3 separate regions of the Homo sapiens genome follow, and regions 1 and 2 are each linked to region 3. A link is a loop called in an ENCODE intact Hi-C map of the cell type or tissue named here. Cell type or tissue: A673. All regions are shown on one strand.

Evidence for each region. A loop is a pair of places that touch in the nucleus more often than their neighbours do. Peaks named below come from ENCODE experiments on the same cell type or tissue, not always from the same donor. Only the 100,000 strongest peaks of a DNase experiment are listed, where the experiment ranks them.
Region 1: it touches region 3 in a loop (2.9-fold over the local background); 8 of 110 quality-filtered maps call a loop at or near these places.
Region 2: it touches region 3 in a loop (5-fold over the local background); 13 of 110 quality-filtered maps call a loop at or near these places.

The regions. Positions count from the first base shown.
Region 1 is chr7:23,260,632-23,263,131 of GRCh38, reverse strand. It overlaps GPNMB (glycoprotein nmb), which reads right to left. Exons shown (of 11, transcript NM_002510.3): 6 at 2,359-2,500. Among named protein-coding and RNA genes, the nearest start is that of GPNMB, 15 kb to the right of the region's middle. In A673, a CTCF peak has its summit at 1,081 (motif pointing left); a DNase peak (open chromatin) is centred at 1,101.
Region 2 is chr7:23,519,530-23,522,029 of GRCh38, reverse strand. It overlaps TRA2A (transformer 2 alpha homolog), which reads left to right. Exons shown (of 8, transcript NM_013293.5): 2 at 190-323. Among named protein-coding and RNA genes, the nearest start is that of TRA2A, 11 kb to the left of the region's middle. In A673, CTCF peaks have their summits at 1,078 and 1,277 (motif pointing right); no DNase peak of the experiment used is centred here.
Region 3 is chr7:23,429,341-23,431,840 of GRCh38, reverse strand. All of the region lies in intron 2 of IGF2BP3 (insulin like growth factor 2 mRNA binding protein 3), which reads left to right. Among named protein-coding and RNA genes, the nearest start is that of SNORD65C, 34 kb to the right of the region's middle. In A673, a CTCF peak has its summit at 1,362 (motif pointing left); DNase peaks (open chromatin) are centred at 1,070 and 1,340; H3K4me3 peaks cover 659 bases; H3K27ac peaks cover 2,500 bases.

The sequences.
Region 1 (2,500 bases), 170 kb after region 3:
GAACTTAAATATTAAAAGCATCTGTAATTTATTTTGAATTTTATACCTGGTCCTCTTATTTGTAAAGAAGATCATTAATAGTTGTAGATAAAAAAAATTGCTTCTCCTAAAGGATTACTAGAATGAAGCTGTATATTTAAAGTTGTTCAATACAGTTATAATTGTAGTTGGAATTAGGATTAATCTAATCATCCATCAATAAGAGAATGGTGGGCCGGGCACAGTGCCTCACGCTTATAATCCCAGCACTTTGGAAGGCTGGGGTGGGTAGATCACCTGTGCTCAAGAGTTGGAGACCAGCCTGGGCAACACGGCGAAACCCCATCTCTACTAAAAAATAAAAAAATTAGCTGGGTGTGGTTGTGTATGCCTGTAGCCACAGCCACTTGGGAGGCTGAGGCAGAAGGATCACTTGAGTCCAGGAGGTGGAGGTTGCAGTGAGCCAAGATTGTGCCACTGCACTCCAGCCTGGGTGTTAGAGCAAGACGCTGTCTCAAAAAAAAAAAAAAAAAAAAAAAAAAAAGAGAATGGTGAAATAAATGACAGTACATACATTCTATGAAACACTATGCAGCCACTGGATAAAGTGAGATAGACTTATATGTATTAACAGTGGAAAGATGTCTATAATGTTTGTTAAATTAGAAAAAGAGCAAATTGTAAAACAATATGAATAGCCCTCTTGTGTAAATGAACCCATTTACACAACCAAAACAAACCTTATGTGTATATATAGTATATGTTTATAAATGCATAGAAAAATATCTGGAAAGAAATCCTCCCAATTATTAACAGGGTTTAACTCTTGGGAGGAGAGTACGAGTGGGGACTTTTGCTTTTTACTCTAGACATCTACATTGTTTTAATTTTTACTAAGGAACATGCATAAACTTTGTAATTTAAAACATTTTTGAGATAATCGAAATCAGTGATAACTTGTGTTGTCTTGACTTAGATATGCTTGATTTAACAAGCTCTCATTTTATTACTAACATCTTATTGTAAAACTTTATAATTTATAACAAACAGGATTTTGTAAAAACAAGAAGCCCCAGACGTCATGATGGACCGTCGTGGGCTTGGTCCCTGGCGCCCTCTTGTGACCAGTGAGAGGATGTCAGCCTATTGCTATCCCCAGGATCCTGGGGTGCTGAGTGCAACTGGCCCAGTGGGAAAAGGGTGGTGATGGCATGGGGTAGCGTGGGGAATCAGATGGAAGCCAGTGCTACCCAAAGTGGACTCTTAAGGACTTCTTGAATGTCCCCAGACTATTAATATAGGGTGGTATTGAATTAATCATGCCTTAAATGCAGCACAGTTTTATTTTTATTTATTTTTCTCTTTTTTTTAAATTTTACTTTAAGTTCTAGGGTACATGTGCACAAAGTGCAGGTTTGTTACATATGTATACATGTGCCATGTTGGTGTGCTGCACCCATTAACTCGTCATTTACAATAGGTATTTCTGTTAATGCCATCCCGCCTCCCTACCCCTACCCCCCGACAGGCCCTGGTGTGTGATGTTCCCCGCCCTGTGTCCAAGTGTTCTCATTGTTCAGTTCCCACCTGTGAATGAGAACATGCGGCGTTTGGTTTTCTGTCCTTGTGATAGTTTGCTCAGAATGATGGTTTCCAGCTTCATCCATGTTCCTACAAAGGACATGAACTCATCCTTTTTTATGACTGCATAGTATTCTATGGTGTATATGTGCCACATTTTCTTAATCCAGTCTATCATTGATGGACATTTGGGTTCATTCCAAGTCTTTGCTATTGTGAATAGTGCCGCAATAAACATACGATGCAGCACAATTTTAATGTCAGGAGTCACTGCAGCTTGCTAACCCAGACATACTCTCAAGCTACATTCTTTCTTGGACCATTTGGAAATTGCTTTCAAGTACAGCTGTGTTTTCATGGACACTGGGTAGGTGTGGGCAGGGTAGGGAAAGAAATTAGTGGGGGAGAGGAAGGAACATAGAAATGACCTGATCGTATAAGGAGCCAGTGTGCCTTCTCATAGCCATAAAAAATGGGAGATAAACAAAAATGTGACAGGTTAGAAGAGGGGAGAGTGTGTACACATAGCAGGGACCAGTGCAAATGAGGAGGGTCAAAGAACTTTCTACAAGTCACTGAATTCTATTTGCAAAGTGACTTTACATACATTCTTCCTTCTTCTGTGTTCTATAGGTGTAAAATGGTGATAACTTTGCTTTAAAAAATCAACAGGTAGAAAATGGAATCACCGCAGAGTCCTTACAATATCCCCTTAAGGAGGGATTTAATAATATGACCTGCGTGAATATTTTGTTAGCCATTAAGGAGCCTCCCTCAAAGATCACTGCGAAACCTTACCTAAAGAAGGGGTGGGTTTTGAAGGTCTGGGTGGTGGTGGCGGTGGCGGACAAGGTCCTGGTGCTGCAGCTTTCACAGTGAGGTTAAGGCTGAAGGTTCCATTGAGCACATACGTGTGATTCACAGTATGATTGGTGGAAAC
Region 2 (2,500 bases), 90 kb before region 3:
TAGGGAATTATTGAGGACAGTTAGCAGTATTAACAGTGGGTTATTATTGAGCTGAAATTTTTTCTGGAGGGTGTTGTCTAACCATTTGTTTTTCAGGAGCAATCAATATAAATAATTACGGTACTTTAAATGTTAGGTGTTAGGCATCTACATGACCAGTGCCATTTGTAATACTGTCTTCTTTGTTAGGAGTCTCGCTCTCAGTCAAAATCTCCAACGGGAACTCCTGCTCGTGTAAAATCGGAGAGCAGGTCAGGATCTCGTAGTCCATCAAGGGTTTCCAAACACTCTGAATCCCATTCTCGATCAAGATCAAAATCCAGGTAAGTGTGTTTAAGATAATACTTAAAATATTCTTCTGGGGTTTTTGAGGACAAAGCAGTTGTTGGCTGCATTTTGTGTAGAAATTTCACGAAAGACTCAAAATTATAGTTTTTCTCAGACTGCTCTTTGTAAATGAATACTATATCCCAGACAAAGACTTGGAAGTATGGCTTGAGCCCAGGAGTTCCAGGCTGCATTGATTGCACCACTGCACCACAGCCTGGGTGCCAGGGAGACCCTATCTCTGAAAAAATAAGAAATCAATACTAAAATCATCTCCCAGCCCAATTAATATATTGGATAGTTGCAACCAGTACAAATTATGTGTATATAGCCATCAATTTAAATGTGTTTGGCATTTGATAATTAGTGTCTGGTTTCTATGCCAACAATATTTGCACAACAAAAAGGCGGTTTTCTGCATTGGAGTCTCACATGTAATTTAATGCAGAGAAAGTTGATGTGTGTATGCTATGCTGGTTGGTCAGAACGATTGAGAAGCATTTTTAGGATTTACATTCCAGCTACATTTTTATCTGAAGATTCTGACTCTGTCCAGCGTAGAGCTCTGGTGAGATGTAATTGGGCGGAAAAGTCCTTAGCTGATTTGGAGTCCCACCACCATGGATAACAGAAACGCAATAGTGAACCAATGCAAAGTTCACTGTCAAATGCCCCAGGTGTACTGAGGTGGGATAAAAAGTTTTAAGACAGGCTGGGTGCAGTGGCTCACACCTGTAATACCAACACTTTGGGAAGCCGAGGTGGGTAGATAACTTGAGGTCAGGAGTTTTAGACCAGCCTGGGCAACATGGTGAAACCCTGCCTCTACTACAAATACAAAAATTAGCTGGGCGGGGTGGCGGGCACCTGTAGTCCCAGCTACCTGGGAGGCTTAGGCAGGAGAATCGCTTGAACCCAGGAGGCGGAGGTTGCAGTGAACCAAGAGATGGCGCCAGTGCACTCCACCCTGGGTGACAGAGAGACTCTTTCTTTTTAAAAAAAAAAAAAAAAAAAAAAAATTTAAAACAGCCTGACCAGTTAGCTTACGTCCTTGTCATTTCTTGGGTGGAGGGATAGATTTTATGTCTTTGAATAGTCTACTTGCAAAGGGGCATGAGACAGAAAAATCAGTTAAAAGGCTGTCCTTTTCTTGGGGTTAGCAACCATACTGTTTTCTGTTACAGCAAGGGTCTAGCCCGGTGCTTGATTACTTACTACTCAGTTATTAAATTTATTATGTGCAGAATAGCACTGGCTAGAATTTGAGCTTAGAAATAGAAAGGAGCATGTTTTTGCCTTAGGGCCTTTGCATTTGCCACCTTCAACCTAGAACGTTTTTCTCCTGTCTCATTTCATTTGTCACCTGAGAACATTGTTATTCACATATCCATTATTCCCTTACTCTTAATTTTTTTATGTTGTCACTGTCTGATTTAAAAAAAATAGAGACTCCTGAAGAGTTTCTTGTTTGTTTTTGTTTTTGTTTTGAGATGGAGTCTCGCTCTGTTGCCCAGCCTGCAGTGCAGTGGCACGATCTTGGCTCACTGCAACCTCCACCTCCCGGGTTCAAGCAGTTCTCCTGCCTCAGCCTCCCGAGTAGCTGGGATCACAGGCACCTGGCTAATTTTTTGTATTTTTAGTAGAAACGAGGTTTCACCATGTTGGCCAGGCTGGTCTTGTACTCCTGCCTCAGGTGATCCGCCCACCTCGGCCTCCCAAAGTGTTGGGATTACAGGCGTGAGCCACTGCGCCCAGCTGGAAGAATTTTATTGTCTCACTTTCATTGCTGTTTAAAAGTAATAATTGATGTTTTAAATTAAGGATTTTCTTACTTTTTTTTCTTCATTTTAAAAATTGGAACTGTAAATTGGTGCTAGCTAAAATGGGAAATATCAACTCTTCTAGCGTTATTGTTCACCTATTGTGTTTCATAAGGTCTTTCCTCATTAGTTTTATTCCTGTATTCCATATCCTCACTTTGTAAAATCGTGCAAAAAAATTTTGCTTGATTACTTAGTTAACAGAAAATGGGTGATCTGGTTCAAGTAGGGAATTACTGAGGACAGTTAGCAGTATCAACAATGGGTTATTATTGAGCTGAAAAAAAGTAGAGACTGTTGAAGAGTTTGTTTGTTTGTTTGTTTTTTGAGATGGAGTCTTGCTCTCTTGCCCA
Region 3 (2,500 bases):
GTGTGTGTGTGGGTTGGCGGGGGAGGGGCCAAGTTCCCCTGCCCCACCCCCAGAAATTACGATTTAAGTCTGTTTTGGGGCCCTGGAATCTGCATTTTAGTTAGTCCCTTGTGGTGATTCTAACATAGGTGGTTCTCGGACCATAATTGAAGGACATCTCTTTATTTTACGGTGTAGGGGACCTTGTAATCTTTTTTTTTTCCCCCTTCCTTCCTCCTGTTCAGTTCACTAGAATCTGGCATTCTTTTTAACTGTTGCAGGAAGTATGCTTTTCTTTAGTGTACCTGTGACCCTCTGTTAATCCACTAGATGCAATGCCATCTTTCATAGGGATTTTTGACCTGGGTCTACCTGTGTTACTCCTAAGTTATGTTTCCTCCTTTCCACTTTTACAGATACTTATTTAAGACTGACCTAAAGTATCTAGTTTCTTCTGCTAAACTATAAAATCTATAGGAATTTTATAGGGGGATGGAGAACTGATGTCACAGAACTAGTTAGAACTGTTAGAATCTAGAATTGTTTTCCTCTTGGTTCATTCTGATATTATGCTGCTGGCTAGAAACAATAGCTTATTTTTCCCTCAACAACTAGTAAAGTTCATTTTATAAAACACAAAAGCTAGAAGAAATGGAAAACTGCAGATGATTCTACCAGCCAGTGCTCATCACGGTCAGTATCGTAATGCTCTCTCTTCCTTACTTCTGTTAATGTTCATGTGTATGTGTGTATGTACAGATATGTACATTTTGTTCCTGGTTGGAATGTTCTTTTTGTGATAAAACCACGTATTTTAAAATGAGATCATATTCCATGTTCTCTTTTAGTGATGCACTTTTTTCAGTGAACAGTGTCATAAGCGCATGTCTTCATTAAATATTCTTTCATATTTATAATATCTCCATGAGATTTCATTCTGTGTATTGTAATTGAATCCCTTTTTCCTGGACCTCTAAGTTCTTCCTAGTTCTCCCTATTTACAGACAGCTAAGCCTTTGAGCGTGTTACAACTTTACCTAAGGAAATGATGTAAGAAAGATAATTCTTGAGTTAGAGGATAAGACACTGCCAAGTCAGCAATGAGGCAGAGTTATGCCAGTTGACATATAGACCAGGAATGTAAGACTGATCATTTTCCCAAGTATTTGCTTGGAGTACAGTATTAAACTTCTTGAAAATTGAGGTTGACCTTTTAAAGAGCTGATTCTTAACTGTATAAACCAAGAAAGAATAGGTGTAATTACAGTATAGCCATATTGAAATTAGCCAGGCTGAATGAAGTCCTCTTTGGACATAGGTTTAGTTCGGCACAGCTGGAATGAAAATTTGCAGCCGGTACAGAGTGCCACCAAGTGGCGGGTTGGAAAGCCCATGCTAGACTGCTTTGAGCCATAAGGCTTGGCTTTTTACTTGAAAATACCAGTCCAAATCCGAACCTTGTGTTCCAGTTTTTTTGCATAAGAAATAAGGCAGCTGGGCGCGGTGGCTCCTGCCTGTAATCCCGCCGAGGCGGGCGGATCACGAGGTCAGGAGTTCGAGACCAGCCTGGCCAGCATGGTGAAACCCCGTCTCTACTAAAAATACAAAAAATTAACTGGGCATGGTGGCGCGCGCCTGTAATCCCAGCTACTGAGGAAGCTGAGGCAGGAGAATCGCTTGAACCCGGGAGGTGGAGGTTGCAGTGAGCCGAGATCGTGCCACTGCACTCCAGCCTGGGTGACAGCGAGATTCCATCTCAAAAAAAAAAAAAAAAAGAGGCAAAGAAGAACATGTTACAAGTTAGACTTGGTTTTCTCCTTCTGTCATCAGCTGGTGTTAGCAGCATTATGTCAGTATCTGTCTTATAAAGCAGGGAAGCAGTGATTCCCACTTGATTTGTATGTAAGCATTGGTAGAAGGAAGGGGCTGAGACAGAGCCTTTTCCAGAGGAATAAGTTAAAGGTGCATCCAGGACTTACAGGTAATTTGGATGAAAGGTTGCAGGTCTAATACAGTTTTGTGTCTTGCATTGGGACTTGACTTGATATGACTAGCTTCAGAAGTACCTGAGGTGCCTATGTATATAATCTTTGTAATGCTTGAGACAACTGAGTAGTTGTGTTTTCCTCATAGTTGCCTTTCCTCTCTTCCTTCTTTCTTGGTATTAATATGTAAGCTTGTCCACTTAATTTCAATATTGAGTCGCCATATGTAAGTTATTGTGGTTTAAAGCTAAGGTGTAAAGGGAAAATATTGCTTAGGATTAGCATATATTTTTATCTTTTGAATTTCATGTGCAATCTATACTTTTTTGTGAAGTTATTTGGTATGGTTATGCTGTTGGTTGGATTATAAGTGAAATCAGTAAGACCGACTAGAGTATGGTTAGGAGGATAGAATCTGTGGCCAGAATGCTCAAATACATATGCTGACCCTGCCACACAGTAGCTGTGTGTGTATTCAGACAAATTAAATTACTTCTGCCTTTGTTTCCTAATCTGTAAAATGCCAACTCTGAGGG